2 separate regions of the Homo sapiens genome follow, and region 2 is linked to region 1. A link is a loop called in an ENCODE intact Hi-C map of the cell type or tissue named here. Cell type or tissue: GM12878. All regions are shown on one strand. Each heading gives the region's core, and the rest is flanking DNA. Links, peaks and the distances in the headings are about the cores only.

The links. Peaks named below come from ENCODE experiments on the same cell type or tissue, not always from the same donor. Only the 100,000 strongest peaks of a DNase experiment are listed, where the experiment ranks them.
Region 2: a loop joins it to region 1, with 2.3 times the contacts of the local background. A loop is called at or near these places in 1 of 110 quality-filtered maps.

Annotation. Positions count from the first base shown.
Region 1 is chr6:14,732,770-14,737,158 of GRCh38, forward strand. No RefSeq gene overlaps it. Among named protein-coding and RNA genes, the nearest start is that of LINC01108, 450 kb to the left of the region's middle. RefSeq lists enhancers at 80-1,279, 121-240 and a silencer at 3,553-3,632. In GM12878, for the core only: no CTCF peak of the experiment used is centred there; a DNase peak (open chromatin) is centred at 2,212; H3K27ac peaks cover 2,192 bases.
Region 2 is chr6:15,148,732-15,153,120 of GRCh38, forward strand. All of the region lies in intron 2 of LOC105374946 (a long non-coding RNA gene), which reads right to left. Among named protein-coding and RNA genes, the nearest start is that of JARID2-DT, 94 kb to the right of the region's middle. In GM12878, for the core only: no CTCF peak of the experiment used is centred there; a DNase peak (open chromatin) is centred at 2,620.

The sequences.
Region 1 (4,389 bases), core at 315-4,314:
GTTCAACCCATAACACATGCATCCTGCAGAGCTTCCTGCTCTCCCTGGAGCCTACGGTCATGAGCTGCTGACCCTCCCTCACTTCCCAGACATTGCCAGCACACGACTCATGACCAAACAGTGCTCCTCCAAGACAGAACCCTGGTGACTCGCAGTGCTGCAGACAGGCAGTACGGAGGGGTGATTAAGAAGACATTGTCATTTAAAATAAAACCACACAGTTCTTTTGTAAATATGTGTCACTGGGTATTTAGAACCATCATACCCAACCCACTGCTGCACGTTGGTGGAAATGTCAAGTAAGTTACACACTCACGTCTTTTCTGGGGAGCCTTTTATTCACGGTTCTCCCTGAGTTTGATTTCCTGAGGGAGTGTGCTCACCCGCCTCCGTTTCAGCATCTAACCTTGCCTGTTTCTAAAGTTCATGCTGTCCTGACATTCTTTGCATCAGCACAGTCACCCCTGTTAGTCATCTCCTACCAATTTTCTCTCTTTGTACTCTTTCAGGAAGTCATGTTTTTGCTCAGGTAAAAGAGGTGTAGGAAGAGCGTTCTGCCTATTTGATGATTCATCTCTTTGCTTTTTGCCATTTCTAAATGTTAGGGGGGAAAATCCTTTTGTTACGGGCTTTAGCGAATGGGCTTGGTCAATGGGGTGAGAGAAGCTGCCATAAGCCACTTTCAACTTAGAGCAGAAGCAATCTTTTATCGGTCTTTCTTATTCTTTTGAAGACTAGCATCGTGATTCTCAGGGCCACTGGAATCCACGAGACTGACTTCCCTGAGGAGAGACTGCCTTCTAATGGCGTGACCATCTGCTCCACTTCCTTCGTGTTTGGTCAGTGAATCACGGCAAGTCACAGGCCACCTGAGCATTCTACTCACTTCTTTTGGATGCATCCAGGCCAAAGGCTCAGAGTGTGTTTGAGTTGAGATAGATCTGAGCATATTCAGTTAAATGAGGCCCTCAAAGAGTATGATGGGGAATTATGCCCCACTGCCTCCCAAACTTCAAATGTTGAAGCCCTAACCCTTAGAGCCTCAGACAGTAACTCTATTCGGAGATAGGGTCTGTAAAGAGGTAATTAAGAAAAGGAGCAAAAATGGAGCAAGTTTCCTTCTCCCTTGCGCTATTTCTAAGGTCATGTTATAAAAATCAAATGGAGAATACCTGTCAAACAGTTGATCAAGCAGTGAGGAGAAAGAGAAATAATATTAATTCAAAGGGCATGCTTCAACCCATAGTCAGAACAATCTATTAGTTAATCAAGCAAGATTTATTGATACTCACCAAGAGACTGAATATACAAATGGACAACGGCCAAGCCATAATTAAAAACAACTCCAACCTACAATCTACAGCAGCCAGCCCAGGACACCAACCCATTAGCAACAGCAATCGGCCCAGGAAGCCAGCCTGCTATCATCAGCCAGACCTCTAGAAGTCTAACCACTATCTCTATCAACAAGTTAGGAAGCCAAACAATAACCCCTGTAAGAATCAGCTCCAAATGGCCAGAACTTGACTGACAATGGACAGCCTCCCTGATTTTTGTCCCTGCTTCCAACTTAGGACAAACCAGAGAAAGGCAAATATGCACCCTAAGCAATCACATAGGCATCTGTGCTTCTAGTGAACCACCTCCAGCTTCCCACACCAACAGCCTCCAATCAGCACATACCTGGAGCCTCCCTTTTTTCTACTATGAAGTTTTCCCACTCCTCTGCCCGCATTTGAGTCTCTGCCAAAACACAAACGATAGTAGCTCTGAATAAACAGCCTGTGCTTATTCTTATTTGGTTGGTCTTCATTTATTTCCACACTTCCAAATGCAAGTAAATGTTATGCTAGGCCCTTGAATGGTCAGGGAAAATACAAGGAGATATACGACATGGTCCTTATGCCTAATAAACTTAAAATCTTTGGGACTGGAGATAAAATGCACAAAAAGCAAGAACCACCACCACAATGACTAAGCAAATAATAAAGCCAGTCAGGAATAGTAAGTCTCAAATGCAAGTTCCAGATACTGGACGTAGAAGTCTGGAGAAGAGAGATTACTTTTGGCTGGGGAGGTCAGATATGAACTGAACTTCAGCACACACAAAGGAATTATTCTAGTAATTATTGGGTTCCCCCTTGCTCACATGGTTACTCACACTTGAAAGTTTGCGGTAACAAGAAGGAGCCTTGGCAGGAAGTTTGTTTGTTCCATGACTGCTTTTACTGTCACATGAAGAGTGAGTGGTTGATTTACTGAGAAGTCCCCCTTGTTACCCTTCATAAGCCCCAAGTGAGTCAGGACCTTCCCTTGGTCATCAAACTGGAGACAGGACACCCTTGCCCAGTTAGCATTTTAGTTCAGCTTGCCTGGGTTCTCATTCCAAATTCCTGCCCCCAAATCCTTGGTCACCCCCAAGAGTAGATCTTTATCCACAACAGGCCACTGTTGAACCTAAGGTTTCCCAGAGGAAACCAGAAAAGACTTCCCTTATGTTGGGGTTTTAGGGTACCCAATAAATAGGACCCCTCTTTCCTGCCCAACTTCTGAGCCAATTAAGAGGAATAGGAATCAGGCAGATAGAGGGAAAATATCACCATTCTTTTAAGTTGACAAAGTCTTGGTTGGTGGCTATCATTTCAGGTCCTTGGGCTTGTTAATATTGTACCACTGATGGCAAACAGAAACTTTGCAACATGGAGATTTACCACTTAAAAGTTAAGGCTTGGAGGGGCAGAGGATGTTTACTTTCCTCAGGCTCTTCCCAGAGAGAAAGGAATAGGTGAGGCGTACATCTTCCATTGCTTCTCCCAGGCCGACTGAAGTTCCTCTTCCTCCAATGAAGTGAAGGAGAGAGAGGATGCAGGCGGCCAGGGGATTTACTCAATGGAAACATGTCCCCAATAGAAACAAGGACAGCAGGGAACAAATGTTCCCATCAGCTACCTACAACAGGTAAGGCTAAGTCTCTGTGGGGTTGAGGTCCCTTGCCCCCAGCGCACATACACACACACACACACACACACACACACACACACACACACAGCCACCAATGCCATGCTCATGCTTTGTATAGTTTTGGGATTTGTGACAACTTTTAAGTCTGAGGGGAATGAATGTACTCATGAAGAAAATCTCCACCGTTAAGGAAATGCCCTTGGTGTGGACTAGTGCTAGAGGCACAGACCTTGAGTAGGGAGTCCTGAATTCCTATCCCAGTGCTGAGTTAAGCAGCTCTATAGTTATTCAAGGTCTCTTGCCCTCCATGTGCTCTGTCCTCAGTTATGCACTGGAGATCAGAATACCTGTCCTGCCAAGTGTGTGAAAGACAAGATAAAACCAGAAAGGGCCTCTGAATAACCCAGCTCCACTTCACAGAAGCACTGGGGTGGTTCCATATTCAGAGAAAATAGTAATGTTTTTCTTGAAAAATAGAGTAGATGTGAAGCAACTTTCTGTCACTTCTCAGTACTTTTTTAGCACCAGAGAGTTTATCCAAGGTGGACCCCATCAAAGTGAAACAGAAGGGAGGGGTGGGGAGGTCCCCCTAACCCATAAGCTTAAGGGTTGGGTGTTACTGACTCCATTTGGAGAACACGCAGCCAGGGGCTTAATGACACATTTTGATTGATTACACTGGTAACTCTGAAACCTGGTACAGATTACCTTTTGCCCTCAGTGGGGCTTTACCTGAATCATTCCTCTAGAGCAAGAAAGCTGAACATCATTACTTTCAGAGTGATAAATCAGAGAAGGGTAGGAATTGAAAGGGCACTCGACTTTTTCTTCAACTTCTTGAAGAATAAGACTACTAGAGGATTAGTCCTTGGCCACCACTTTTTTGTAATTCCCTGGGCAACAAACTAGTCCTCGACCTAGATGGAAAAAATGGTGAGAAAAAAAGGAAGGGGAGAACAAAGAATGAAGGAAGGGGAGGAGAAGAAAGAATGAAGGAAGGGGAGAGCAAAGGAAGACCAGTCTTACGAATACAGGACAAGAGGAAAAATAAAGTTCAGAATTCTTTCAACTCACTGGAATTTCCCAAGGTGCTTAAAGTGACAGGAACTGCATGGGACCTCAAAGTGAGAGCCTTGTTTATGGGTGTATACATAGAAAGGTTCAATAGGAATGTCCCTTCAATTGGAAGATATAGAAGAGCCTGTATTATTTCATTTTTGTCAATAACGCTCTCATTCAAATCCGTAGTTCACCCTCTTCCCCATGCTATTCTGCCTACTATGTGATCCCCTTTCACACTTGCTCATTCACCATGTACCAAAAGCCAAGCACTGGGAATGGTGCTGCAGACACAAAGAAAAACAACGTACTGCCTCCTACCCTCAGGGAGATCCCGGTCACTGGGGGAGACGCTAGGACCATGCTCTG
Region 2 (4,389 bases), core at 219-4,218, 420 kb after region 1:
CTCTCCTCCCTGAATGCCCTTCTGTTCTCCAGAATGTCTGTGTTGTCACCTGCCTCAGCCTTGTGTCGTGCGCTCTGTGACTCTGCCTCTCTGCAGGCCCCCTCCTGCCTTCCATGTCTGTCTCATTCCATCCCCACTGCTCTTTCCTCAGCGTCCTTGTGGTCACTCTGAAGCTGTGCATCCTCAGCCCTGTGTAGATGGGAAGACCTTTCCTCTCCTTCATTTCCATCCATGCACCTTGCCCAAGTGCCCCTCACCCTCACGCCTCTTCCACACTGGGTCTATTCTATGCCTTTATCCTCCTTCCCTAGGCTTCGTCCCTTTAGGGAAAATCTCCAGCTATGGGAAAACCTCCCTAGCTGGGGAGAGGCAGGAAGTAAGAAGGTGAGGGAAGAGGTAGGAAAAATTGGGGTATGGGCTGAATGAGGGCAGAAGTGGGGGAAGTGGGCTGCAGGGAAAATGACTGAGAATCACCGACTTTGCCTCCTGTCTTGCAACCTCTGCCTCCTGGGTTCAAGCAATTCTTGTGCCTCAGCCTCTCAAGTAGCTGGGATTACAAGCATGCGCCACCATGCTCAGCTAATTTTTATATTTTTAGTAGAGACCAGCTTTTCCCATGTTGGCCAGGCTGGTCTCGAACTCCTGACCTCAGGTGATCCGCCCACCTCAGCCTCCCAAAGTGCTGGGATTCCAGGCATGAGCCACCAAACCCAGTCTCGTCTTGATTTCTTTCATAAAATCATTTGTTTGATGCCCAACTGGGCAGAAGATGAAGATGTTATATCGTGAGAGAAGACAGAACCTTGCCAGTCTTATAAAAAATGAAGGAAAGAGAAGGACAGAGGGACAGGAGGAAAGAGGGGGAAAGATTCGGGAGATCATGAGGGGTAGGGGATAAGAACGCATCATATCATAGCTAACTCTGCTGTTGTTGCTGTTGTTTGTTGTTGTTGTTCTTGTTGTTCTTTGAGATGGAGTCTCACTCTGTCACCCAGGCTGGAGTGCAGTGGCACGATCTCAGCTCACTGCAACCTCCACTTCCTGGGTTCAAGCAATTCTCCTGCCTCAGCCTCCCGAGTAGCTGGGATTACAGGCATGTGCCACCACACCAGGCTAATTTTTTGTATTTTTAGTGGAGACAGGGTTTCTCCATATTGGCCAGGCTGGTCTTGAACTCCTGACCTTATGATCTGCCCACCTTGGCCTCCCAAAGTGCTGGGATTACAGGCGTGAGCCACTGCGCCTGGCTATTTTTATTTTATTTTATTTTATTATTTTATTTTATTTTATTGAGACGGGGTCTTACCATGTTTTCCAGGCTGGAGTGCAGTAGTGCAATCAAAGCTCGCTGCAGCTTCAGGCTCCTGAACTCAAGGGATCCTCCTGCCTCAGCCTCCTGAGTAACTTGAACTACAGGTACTCCTCACGCCCAGTTTTTTGTTTTTTGTTTTTTTCTTTATAGAGGCCAGATTTGGCAATGTTGCCCAGGCTGGTCTTGAACTCCTGAGCTCAAATGATCCTTCCGCCTTGGCTTCCCAAAGCCCTGGGATTATAGGCATGAGCCACCATGCCTGGCCTTAACTCTGTTTAGACCAAAGCAGATCTTAACCAATGGATAGGCAAATAGGACTCAGGAGACACAGGAGAGTCATTTCTAGAGTCAAAAGCAGCCAATCATTGTCAATGAGGTTTAAGATTAGGGTAGTCCCAAATTATGCAATAAGGTGGGTTCCAAACATTGGTTGTTGCCTGGAGCTCAAAACATGTTTCCAAAAAAGGCAGTATCCTTTGAAGAAGTCCAACAAAACTGTGTGAATCTTGGTTCTATGTAACCTTGGGTAAGCAACAACCTCTCCGAGCCTTAAATAAAGATGACAATACCTTCTAAGAAGTGTATCTTGGCCGGGCATGGTGGCTCATGCCTGTAATTCCAGCACTTTGGAAGCCTGAGGCAGGAGGATCCCTTGAACTCAGGAGTTCAAGACCAGCCCAGGCAACATAGTGAGACCCTGTCTCTTTTAAAAAAAAATTAAAAATAATTAAAGGAAAAAGAAGAAGTATATCTCTCCTTTTTTTTTTTTCTTTTTGAGATGGGGTCTTGCACTGACGCCAGGCTGGAGTACAGTGGCGTGAACTCAGCTCACTGCAAGCTCCACCTCCCAGGTTCAAGTGATTCTCCTACCTCAGCCTCCCGAGTAGCTGGGACTACAGGCATGCACCACCACGCCCAGCTAATTTTTGTATTTTTAGTAGAGATGGGGTTTCACCACGTTGGCCAGGATGGCCTCTATCTCTTGACCTCGTGATCTGCCCACCTCGGCCTCCAAAGGCAGGAGGATCACTTGAGCCCAGGAGTTTGAGACCAGCCTGGGCAACATAGTGAGATCCCATCTCTATTTTAATAAAAAATTAAAACAAAAAAAGGCTCCAATATATGGCAGATAGAATTACAGAGAAAAGCCACAGTAGCTAATAACCGGCAATGCACTGAAAATAGACAACTGTGCTAAAAAGACCATAGAAACCGAACAATAGTGTACTGCACGATGCTTGCAGAGGAAAGGGATCTAGAGTTTCAACCCCTAGCAGTAGAAGTGGATTGTTGCAGCAAGTACAGCCTCAGCTGTCATCTGTGCCCTAGGGCAGGGTTCAGTAGGTTAGGCGTTAAGAGACAGTGTACCTCATAAGAAGTGGTCAGGTTTCTTTCTGAGTTTCAGTTCTTCATTTATAGAAAGAGGATAGTAACGCACACTGTACACAGATTGTAGAAGACTAAAAATAGACCAGTATCAAAAATATTAAAAATTTTGAAAAATTCAAAATAAGATAGACCCTATTCCCAAACTATTTTCTGGAACATCAGCTGTATGGGCTATTAATAGGAATTACCAAAAAGGAAGTTTCCACACTCAAATAAAAATGGGAAATGCTGGCCGGGCGCAGCAGCTCACTCTTGTAATCCCAGCACTTTGGGAGGCCAAGGCAGGTGGATCACCTGAGGTTAGGAGTTTGAGACCAGCCTGGCCAACATGGCGAAACCCCGTCTCTACTAAAAATACAAAAACATTAGCCAGGCATGGTGGCAGTTGCCTGTAATCCCAGCTATTTAGGAGGATAAGTCAGGAGAATCGATTGAACCCAGGAGGCAGAAGTTGCAGTAAGCCGAGATCATTCCACTGCACTCCAGCCTGGGCAAAAGAGCAAGACTTCGTCTCAAAAAATAAAAAGGGGGGCCGGGCGCGGTGGCTCACACCTGTAATCAGAGCACTTTGGGAGGCCGAGGTGGGGGGATCACTTGAGGTCAGGAGTTTGAGACCAGCCTGACCAACATGGAGAAACCCCATCTCTACTAAAAATACAAAACTAGCTGGACATGGTGGCACATGTCCGTAATCCCAGCTACTTGGGAGGTTGAGGCAGAAGAATTGCTTGAACCCAGGAGGCAGAGGTTGCAGTGAGCCGAGATCACGCCATTGCACTCCAGCCTGGGCAACAAGAGCGAAACTCTGTCTCAAAAAAAAAGGAAATGCTAGGTCACAAGGAGGTCTCATACATCATCGGTTGACATAGAAATATATGCAAATTTGCAATATCTTCCAACATTTTAAATGCACATCTCCTTGGACATGGCAATCCTGCTAATGAGATGAAGGAGAAACACTAAATGAATTTTTCTTTTTTTTTTTTTATGAGGCAGAGTCTCACTCTGTCGCCCAGGCTAGAGTACAGTGGTGCGATCTCGGCTCACTGCAACCTCCGCCTCCCAGGTTCAGGTGATTCTCCTGCCTCAGCCTCCTGAGTAGCTGGGATTACAGACATGCACCACCACAGCCGGCTAATTTTTGTATTTTTAATAGAGACAGGGTTTCACCATGTTGGTCAGGCTGGTCTCGAACTCCTGACCTCATGATCCGCTCACCTCAGGCTCCCAAAGTACTGGGATTACAGGCGTGAGCCACCGCGCCCAGAATCTAAATGGATTTCTTATTGTAGGACTTCTTCAAGACAATAATGTGATATGTAGCATCTCCCAAACATATTTAAACTCAGATTCCTCTTCTTACGAGACATCTCCTGGGACTAGAGTTCCAAGGAAGACATTTGGAAACACTCAATTAAACCATGCGTGAGAGAGCTCCTAGCACAGATGGTTTTCCAGAAGACTTTATTTTCTTCTGCTGGTCCCAAGATTGGCCTCAGACCTCTTATCCCATCATCACCATCTGTTCCTTATGACCAAAGTCTCTCTCTTCCCTGGCCAGCTACACAATCAGATATATTTCAGCAACTTCCCTCTGCCCTCCTTTCTCTGAAGTATAGATTCCTGTAGGAGTTTCCCAAAGATCTTTGTGGCTCATAGTCATGAGGAATAAAAAACAAAAATGTTTT